Linked DNA regions of Homo sapiens: all the other regions are linked to region 3. A link is a loop called in an ENCODE intact Hi-C map of the cell type or tissue named here. Cell type or tissue: IMR-90. All regions are shown on one strand. Each heading gives the region's core, and the rest is flanking DNA. Links, peaks and the distances in the headings are about the cores only.

Region 1 (3,054 bases), core at 367-2,866, 290 kb before region 3:
TTAAAAAAAACCAATTCCTTGGCCACAATTTATTAAAAAGGCAAATGGAATGGTCCTCCTAGAAAAGATTTGGAAGTTAGCCAGATGTGGTGGTGTGCACCTGTAGTCTCAGCTACTCTAGAGGCTGAGGCAAGAGGATGGCCTGAACCTAGGAGTTCGAGGCTTCAGTGAGCTGACTGTGCCAGTGCACTCCAGCCTGGGCGACAAAAGACCCTATCTCTAAAACAATATGGAAGTGTAAGAAGTTGGGGAAATAAAAGGAAAAAGAAAAAAGAAAAAAAAGATATGAAAGGCCTGGAGCCCTTTCCCCCATAAGGCTCTGCTGACTGGAAGACAGTTTGAAAACCAGTGAGGAATGATCAAAGAACTCTGGTGTCAGACAGACCTGAGTTCAAATTCCAGTTTGGACTGATACTTAACTTCCCTTAGGCTTACTTCCTCATTTGTAAGATGGGATGCTTTTATAGGATTGCTGATAAGTATTAGCCAAAAAACATGCCAGAAATCTATCACAGTACCTTCAGCTTCTGTGGATGCAAGGGGAGTGTGTTAGGCAGTGTAGGCTGACCCCTCACCACGTGCAGGACTCACACTAAATGTTGGGGGAAGTCATTGCTAAGACAGAGCCATAGGACTTCAAACCCAGCACTTCATACCTGACTGAAGGTTCAGGTGTCACATTTATCAATAGTTTAAAACAGGAGGGGGCAAACTTTCTGTAAAGCATCTGAGAGCATCTGGGCCATATGGTCTCTGTTAGAGCTACTCAGGAACTCTGGCACGGTAGCAGGGAAGCAGGCTTAGATTATAGTAAACAAAAGATTGTGGCTCTATTCTAGTAAAACTTTATTTGTGGGTACCGAAATTTTAATTTCATATAATTTTTATATGTCATGAAATGTCATTTTTCTTTTGATTTTTTCTTTCAATCATTACAAGATGTAAAAGCTATCTTAGCTGGTAGTCTGTGTGTGGGTTCTACAAAAACAAGTAGCCCATAGACCAAAGTCCTGATTTAGACATGTCTAGTTTTTTTTTTTTTTGAAATGGAGTCTAGCTCTGTCACCCAGTCTGGAGTGCAGTGGCGCAATCTTGGCTGACTGCAACCTCTGCCTCCCAGGTTCAAGCAATTCTTCTGCCTCAGCCTTCTGACTAGCTGGAAAATTAGCCACCATGCCCGGCTAATTTTTGTATTTTTAGTAGAGATGGGGTTTCACTATGTTGGTCAGGCTGGCCTCGAACTCCTGACCTCGTGATCTGCCCGCGATGGCCTCCCAAAGTGCTGGGATTACAGGCATGAGCCACCATGCCCGGCCTTATCAGTATTCTTAATACCAACAGAGTTTCACATTGTATTTGACACTATTTACAAACTCAGTTTATTCCCTCTGTGTGAATACTAGCCATTTCTAAAATGAAATGCAATTGTGATTTAAATTTCACATATCATTATGCTAAATGCTGTTCACTTTTTGTTCCATGGTCCTGAAACAATTAACCTGTTTGGAGATAAGCTGCAGATACAAGCACACAGAGAAGGGGACTTAGGAAAGCTGGAGGAAGGAAAGGTCTGTCTTGCCTACATATGGGCTTAGGAAAATTTTCTAACTGGAAACCTTGCCTCAAGTCTGAGTCACACTAGTGGGACTCTTGGCCCTAGGGTGGGAGGAGAAAAGGGAGGGAAGGAAGTGGCTATGTCAGTTTTTGTCAACAGAGGGCACCCAGAGCAAAGCAAGTGTTCTGTGACACAACAGAATCTGCCCCTCTGCCCCAGATGAATTTACCAGACAGGCACAGAACTTCTTGCAGTGGATTCTCTTGTCCATCTCTTCATTTGTCTGATCTGTGTCTGCATTCTCATGTTTTCTCCCATGCTGGAACCAGAATATTCTAAATGCAGTGTTAATAATTGTTATTTGCTGACTGCTTTAAGTGGAAGACCAATTCCCTCAATGTGCTGGGGTGAATTATCCCATGTTGTAAGGTTGGCCTTTTGGGTGGATGTGCAGTATTAGCTTCTAATTTAATTCAGTATCCAGTGAGCATGTATTCCTGAAATACTTTTGATGTGAAAGAGCACTTCATACCTGTATAACATGTTGTAAGAAGACTTTGTAAGTCTTATTGCCTAGAGCAGTATCCTCAAAGTGTGGCTTCAAATCCAGCCGCATCAGCATCACCTGGGAACTTACCTTTATTCATGGTCTCTGCCTCTTCCCCAGACTTACTGAATCAGAAACTCTGAGGATGGGGTCCAGTAATCTGTTTTAACATGCTTTGGTAATTCTTATACACACTCAACTTGAGAACCACTGTCATAGGGTAAAGGAGTGGAAGAGTTAAGGGCACTGGTATTTATGGAAGACTATGTGCCAAGTACTTGGCTAGGAGTTTCCTCTTCATTTTCCACATGAGAACAGCAAGCCTTAAAAGCATTAAGTGATTTGCCAAAGTCGTACATAGAATAAGTGGTAGAATAGGGATTTGAACCCTGGTTTTTCTGACTCCTGAGCCATACTATAGTGGCTGGTAAGAAAATGCTAAGAGGCGTTGCAATCTTTAAATTAATTCTTTTTTAAAAGTCCTTAAAATATTTTTTTAAAACAAAAGTAATTTGCATTCATTGAAGAAAATTTAGAATATACAGCAGATCAAAAGAATAGAATAAAATCTGCCTTAATATATTTAACTTTATCTTAACGTTTTGTTGTTGATTATCTTGTTTCAGCGTAACTCTGTTTGCATATATACACATTTTAAAATTCCTTACCAGATGTCAATCATATTGTGTAAACTTTTGTAAAATGCCTCCAGCTCAGGCCTACTTTATTATAAACATCGTTTCATGCCATTAGCTATGTCTGCTGCATCATTTCATGGCTGCCAAGTAGTCCCTTGTAAGGTTGTAAGCTTTTTTATCATAATTCTTGCTAAAGTCCGTCTTGTTTTGATTTCATGATATGCTTTTAGGAAGAATAGGATACTGAGTGCTTTGGTACTATGGGTAAACAATTTGTCCAGAGTGGCTTAAAGTATAAAATTAAGGCAGTAAGC
Region 2 (3,054 bases), core at 367-2,866, 500 kb before region 3:
ATGGTCTTGCTTTGTCACCCAGGCTGGAGTGCAGTGGCGTGAACACAGCTCATTGCAGCCTTGACCTCCTGAGCCCAAACAGTCCTCCCATCCCAGCCCAGCCCAGCAAATAACTGGGATGACTGGCATGTACCACCAAGACTCACTAATTGTTGTATGTTTGTAGAGACGGGGTTTCACCATGTTGCCCAGGCTGGTCTCAAACTCCAGAGCTCAGGTAATCCGCCTTCCTCGGCCTCCCAAAGTGCTGGAATTACAGGCATGAGCCACCGTGCTCTGCCTAATTGTATTTTATTATACTAAATGCAGTTTCTTTTGCCTTCTGTATCTTTTCAAACCCTGGGTGGTATTCCCCCAGCAAGAGTGAATTCTAGTTTACCTACTACCTATGCCTGTATGCTTACACTTTCACTGAATTTCTTTAAATTTTTAAATAATATTAGGAAGAAAATGGGGCTGATGAGCAGCTCTTGGGGCACTAGAGGCCTTCTGGGTAGCTGTCATGCCTTGAACGTTTCTTGAGCGTGCCTTCTCCAGCCTCCAGTGAGCACGAGGTCTGCATTGGCAAACAGATGTCCACTGTCCTGGGGACAAGAAAGGTGTGAGTCCTCCATGGCAAACAGAGAAGGAAGGAGATGTCTCCTTTCCTGAATCAGCTTATTGGGATAAACAGGAAACCCACAGAGGCTTTCTCACCAAGGCCAGCGTGTTTAATAGGCCTGCATCTCACCTCTGAGGATCACAAAGTGTGTGAGCAGCGTCCCAGCAAGGAGACACCGATGCTCATGAGGATTCTGAAACCTCTGTTCGCTGTTAGGAAATGCTCTTGACCCATGAGTGTTCCTCTTTCAAGATCCTCCAGCATTGCCAACCCGTCCAGCAAGAAGGGGAGAGATCTCATAGCACGGGGGCTTGACTAAATTTGAGGAGTCGAGGAAGTGACGTTTCAGCTAAGACTTTTTTTTTCCTTTGAGACAGGATCTCGCTCTGTTGCCCAGGCTGGAGTGCAGTGGCTCAATCCTGGCTCACAGCAACCTCTGCCTCCCGGGTACAAGCGATTCTCCTACCTCAACCTCCCCAGTAGCTGGGAGTACAGGTGCCCGCCACCACGCCCAGCTAATTTTTGTATTTTTAGTAGAGACAAAGTTCCACCATGTTGGCCAGACTGGTCTCAAACTCCTGACCTCAAGTGATGCTCCCGCCTCGGCCTCCCTAAGTGCTGGGATTACAGGCGTAAGCCATTGCGCCCTGCCTCCGCTAAGTCTTCAAGATCGGCCAAGGGATGATGAAGAAGGTTGGGGAGAAGAGCGGGGATGAGGGGAGCCCAGCTGCAGGCCGCATATTCAAAGACTTGTGGCTGGGAGGGAGGTCCGGAGAAGAACTGAGTTCTAGAATCTGAAAGACGGCTAGCATGGGTCAGAATGGAAACTAACCAGACCACAGTGTCAGCCACTCAAGCTCCCCTAGCCAAGCCTCGTGCTGAATTTTGAGGGCTGCAGTAGAAAAGCGGGCGCACTGCGAGCCCTGCGTGTTGCCAACAGCCTCGGCAGAGCCAGGAGGTGGCGCTGTCGGCACACGCATCGTGCTGTCGGCGCTGCGCAGCCGCAGCCCGGGACCTTGGAGGACAGGCGGTCGGAGCCGCTGCTGGTGACGTCAGCAGTTTTACAGAGGCACAAAGCCGGAGCAGGAAGAGTAAATGTCTGCACCAGGAAGGAGCCAGGGAGGCCAAGTTGAGAGCACTTCAGAAGAAGTGAATAGGTTCAGGAATCCAGCAGCGCCGGAGGGGTGGAGCCAGGGAAATACTACTCTGTGACAGTTTTGCTCATGAAGTGGAGTGCCAGGAAAACACAGCGTCTGGCCGGGCGCGGTGGCTTATTCCTGTAATCCCAGCACTTTGGGAGGCCTGGGCGGGCGGATCGCTTGAGGTCAGGACCAGCGTGGCCAACATGATGAAACCCCGTCTGTACTAAAAATACAGAAATTAGCCGGGCGTGGTGGTGCGCGCCTGTAATCTCAACTACTCGGGAGGCTGAAGCAGGAGAATCGCTTGAACCCGGGAGGCAAGTCAGCCGAGATTTTGCCGAGGCGCAATCAGCCCAGATCATGCCACTGCACTCCAGCCTGGGTGACAGAGCAAGACTCCGTCTCAAAAAAACAAACAGAAAAAAAACACAGCGTCCAGGCAGCTCCACCTTCCATGTTGAAAGCCTGTGACTGCCACATTCTAGCGGGACTGGCTTGTTTGCCTGCAGAACGGAATGGCCCCGGGGTCTGTCTGGGTCTGGGTCCAGATGAGAAAGGCGCCCAGCCTTCCTCTGGCCCCAGCCCTGCACATTGACCAAGGATGGATGGCCCTCCATACCAGGCACCCCGGCTCCTCCTCATTCCCCTCTGGCTTCTCCCTTCCTCCTACCGCCATGCTGATCCTCCATCCTTCTGGCTCTGGGCAGTGGTTTTCAAAAGCACTGTGGTGGTAGTCACTGGGGCTGTTGGCCACATTTGTCTGGCTTTTCCCCTTTCCAGATGCACAGTGGGATTATTCTTCCTGGTCTCCTTATGGTTGGGTGGGAATATGTAACCAGTTCTGGACAAAAGAGTTTTGAATGGAAATAATATGTGTCATTTCTAAGCCACAGCAATGAATGCTGATATAAGACCCTTTTCCTCTACTGTGGCAACCAGCAATCTTCCAGAAAGTGGTTGCTCCATGATACTGAGTCCAGGAGGGAAGACAACCGGAGCAGAGAGGCACCTGCCCCATGATGGACATGTAGCGTGAGCAAGAAGTAGCCTTTGCTGTTGTGAACCACTGAGATCGGGGGCTTGCTTTTTGGTGGTTTTTGTTTGTTTGTTTGGTTTGTTTTTTTGTTTTGTTTAGTTTTGTTTTGTTTTTTGAGACAGAGTTTCGCTCTAGTAGCCCAGGCTGGAGTGCAATGGCGCGATCTTGGCTCACTGCAAGCTCCACCTCCCAGGTTCAAGCGATTCTCCTGCCTCAGCCTCCCAACTAGCTAGGACTACAGGCATGCACCACCATGCCCGGCTAATTTTGAATTT
Region 3 (3,054 bases), core at 193-2,692:
ACGCTGGCACTTCCTATAGCTTAGACTGTAACCCTCAGCCCGATGGGGTAAACTGAGGCTTCTCCAAATTGCCAGATAAATTCAGGATGTTTTGTGATGCAACTCTGGAAGGGGAACCCAATCCTGTGTTAGCAGAATAAGGATGGGGCATTGATTCCCAAGAAATGAGTCCAACTCACGCTAATGGGAAGAATAGCAATATCTCCTGAGGACCAAATGGGCTTTTTTTTTTCTTTTTTCTTTCTTTTTTTTTTTTTTTTTTTTTTTTTTGAGACAGAGTCTTGCTTTCTTGCCCAGGCTGGAGTGCAGTGGTGTGATCTTGGCTCACTGCAACCTCCGCCTTCCAGGTTCAAGCAATTCTCCTGCCTCAGCCTCCCAAGTAGCTGAGACTACAGGCACCCGCCACCACACCCGGCTAATTTTTTTTTTTTTTTTTTTTGTATTTTTAGTAGAGATGGGTTTTCACTGTGTTAGCCAGGATGGTTTCAATCTCCTGACCTCGTGATCCACCCGCCTCGGCCTCCCAAAGTGCTGGGATTACAGGCATGAACCACAAATGGGCTTTTAAGGAAGAAATGGCTCTGCTGTGGGTTGTGTTTGATTTGAGAGAGACCAGAGAAAACCTAATTGCAGCCCAGGGTGACCGTGGTTTCATTTTCCCTCTCTGCTTCTCCTGCCCCCTCCCTGGGGGGCCCTCCCTGGAGCAGAGCTGACTCTGACGCCTCCTTCCTGGGGGAGCTGGGGTTTGATTGTTTTTCAAGGGAATGGTGGGAGGTGTTGGGACAGGGATGGGCGGTGCCTGGGGAGAGAGAATGTGTGTGGCTGCAGAATGCTGGGGAGGGAACAAGGAAGGAGAGGACCTGGCCTGGAGACTGCCCAGACGGGCGCCTGAGCTCCCCAGCTTCCCCTAAGGAGTAAGGTCTCCTTTCCCATGTCCTGCCACCCAGAAGTAACCACACCCATGCCCTCTCTACGCCCCTTGTGCAGCCTTCAGGGTAGACCGAGGAGAGCACCTCCCCTTCCTGGTGAAGGGAGCCCGATACACGCTGGTGCCGGCTGGCCAAGAAGGAGGTGGACAAACCTGGCGACCGCTCCCTGGCACCACCTCACCAGAGGACAGCTCACACCTCCACAGGGGTCAGAAGAAAGGAGCTGCCCTGGGGATGGCTGTGTATCCCTACAACTGCCAGGCACATGCCCCTTGAACACCCGATGCTACGTGTCCCAAAGGAAACTGGTCTCCACCCACCCCCGGCCCGTCCTCGTCCTGGGTACCCCACCTTAGTAAATGGCGCCACCATCTGCCCGGTCACTCAGCGAGAAACTCAACTCCTGGCAGCAGATGACGGGCACTCTGGTTAAATGACTCTCTCCAGCCTCCAAGTTCAACCTGCAGGGAAGCCCTGGAAATCCTGTCTCCCTCTGCCCTGCCTCTCCTTCAGCTCCGAACCCCACCCCACTCAGTACATGGCCCCCCAACAGGCTTTCAAATGTCTGCCTTCCCCAAACCAATCTGTGGTTTTAAAAGAAGTAAGGTCAGGTACAGTAGCTCATGCCTGTAATCCCAGCACTTTGGGAGGCCGAGGCAGGCGGATCACCTGAGGTCAGGAGTTTGAGACCAGTCTGGCCAACATGGCGAAACCCCGTCTCTACTAAAAATAAAAATAAAAAATTAGCCTGGGTGTGGCGGTATGTGTCTGTAGTCCCAGCTACTCCGGAGGCTGAGGTAGGAGAATTGCTTGAACCCGGGAGGCAGAGGTTGCAGTGAGCCAAGATCACACCACTGTACTCCAGCCTGGGTGACAGATTGAGACTCCGCCTCAAAAAAAAAAAATCAGGACAGTGGTTGTCTCTGGCAGGTGAGGGGGCCAGGATTGACTGGGGAGGGGCGTGCAGGAACTTTGGGTGATGACAATGTTCTCTAACTTAATACAGTTTGAGCTACACAAGTGAGTGTAGTTGTCAAATCTCAGCAAATGTATATTTAAGACATGTGCAATTAAATGTAAATTTTACATCTTACAGCAAAACAGAAAATGCAAAGAAATTTTGAACTCTTGTTCATGTCATGTATTGTGGAGTTTCTGCAGGGAATCAGATAGATGTCTGCAATTTAAAATGCCACAAAACAAGAAGAATGGATGGGTGCGTAGAGGGAGAGAGAAGCATGATTAAATTCATTTAGTAAAATGCCAGTGGTAGAGTTTAGGTGGTTTTCAGTGTGAGATTCTTCCCACTTTGCTGCATGTATGAAAATTTTTATAATAAAATGTTAGGGAGAAATGCCTCCTGGCTCCAGACGTGTCCCCTCCATTATGTTAATCACATCTGCAATTAGTGTGATGTTTCTAGGACAGCAAATCAGACCATGGCTCTCCCTTGCTCGGAAACCCTTCTGTGGCTCTCCCTGGGGACACGCCCCCACGTCTGTGGCTCCCAAGGCTGTCCATGCCTGGCCTCTGTTTATTTCTGTAATCATCACTCTCCCCTTCACTTTTTCCACCACGGAAACACCAAAATATTTATGCGTCCTGCATAGCATGCTATTTTATGTCTCCTATGATAGAAATCGCTCATTTTCATCTAATATACCTTCCCCACTTCTTTCTAAGTAGTAGAAACTCCAATTTTTATCTGGTGATGTGGCCATGTAGAAATAAAGACTACATATCCCAGCCTCCTCTGCAGTGAGGTACGGCCATTGGATGCGCAGCAAGATAAAGTATTAATTACAACTTCTGGAAAGTGTTCTTTAAGATAGGGGCACAACCTTCTTCACCCCTTTCTCCTTCCTGCTGGTTGGAATGAGGGCACGATGGCTGGAGCTCAAGCAGCCATCTTGGATGAGGAGGTGAAGGCCATATGTGTAACATGACAGAGCACTAAGGTAGATTGAAGCTGGGTCCCCGAGACTGTGGTGTGCCATGTCAGCTCTGAATCCCCTGCCTCTAGACTTCTATATGAAAGAGAAATTAATACTCTCTTGCTGAAGCCATGTTATTTTGAGTTTTCTGTTACCAACAACCAAACCTAGTCCTAACACACCAACTTCTA

Evidence for each region. Hi-C counts contacts between places; a loop is a spot of excess contacts. Peaks named below come from ENCODE experiments on the same cell type or tissue, not always from the same donor. Only the 100,000 strongest peaks of a DNase experiment are listed, where the experiment ranks them.
Region 1: it touches region 3 in a loop (11-fold over the local background); 96 of 110 quality-filtered maps call a loop at or near these places.
Region 2: a loop joins it to region 3, with 13 times the contacts of the local background. A loop is called at or near these places in 87 of 110 quality-filtered maps.

What each region holds. Positions count from the first base shown.
Region 1 is chr22:35,920,561-35,923,614 of GRCh38, reverse strand. All of the region lies in intron 2 of RBFOX2 (RNA binding fox-1 homolog 2), which reads left to right. Among named protein-coding and RNA genes, the nearest start is that of RBFOX2, 110 kb to the left of the region's middle. In IMR-90, for the core only: a CTCF peak has its summit at 1,699 (motif pointing right); a DNase peak (open chromatin) is centred at 1,664; H3K27ac peaks cover 499 bases.
Region 2 is chr22:36,122,676-36,125,729 of GRCh38, reverse strand. No RefSeq gene overlaps it. Among named protein-coding and RNA genes, the nearest start is that of APOL3, 37 kb to the left of the region's middle. RefSeq lists a silencer at 1,425-1,494 and an enhancer at 1,435-1,729. In IMR-90, for the core only: a CTCF peak has its summit at 1,559 (motif pointing right); a DNase peak (open chromatin) is centred at 1,649; H3K27ac peaks cover 311 bases.
Region 3 is chr22:35,625,593-35,628,646 of GRCh38, reverse strand. It overlaps LOC284912 (a long non-coding RNA gene), which reads left to right. Exons shown (of 4, transcript XR_001755514.1): 4 at 988-1,071. Among named protein-coding and RNA genes, the nearest start is that of MB, 9.8 kb to the right of the region's middle. In IMR-90, for the core only: a CTCF peak has its summit at 1,308 (motif pointing left); DNase peaks (open chromatin) are centred at 736 and 1,286; H3K4me3 peaks cover 822 bases; H3K27ac peaks cover 797 bases.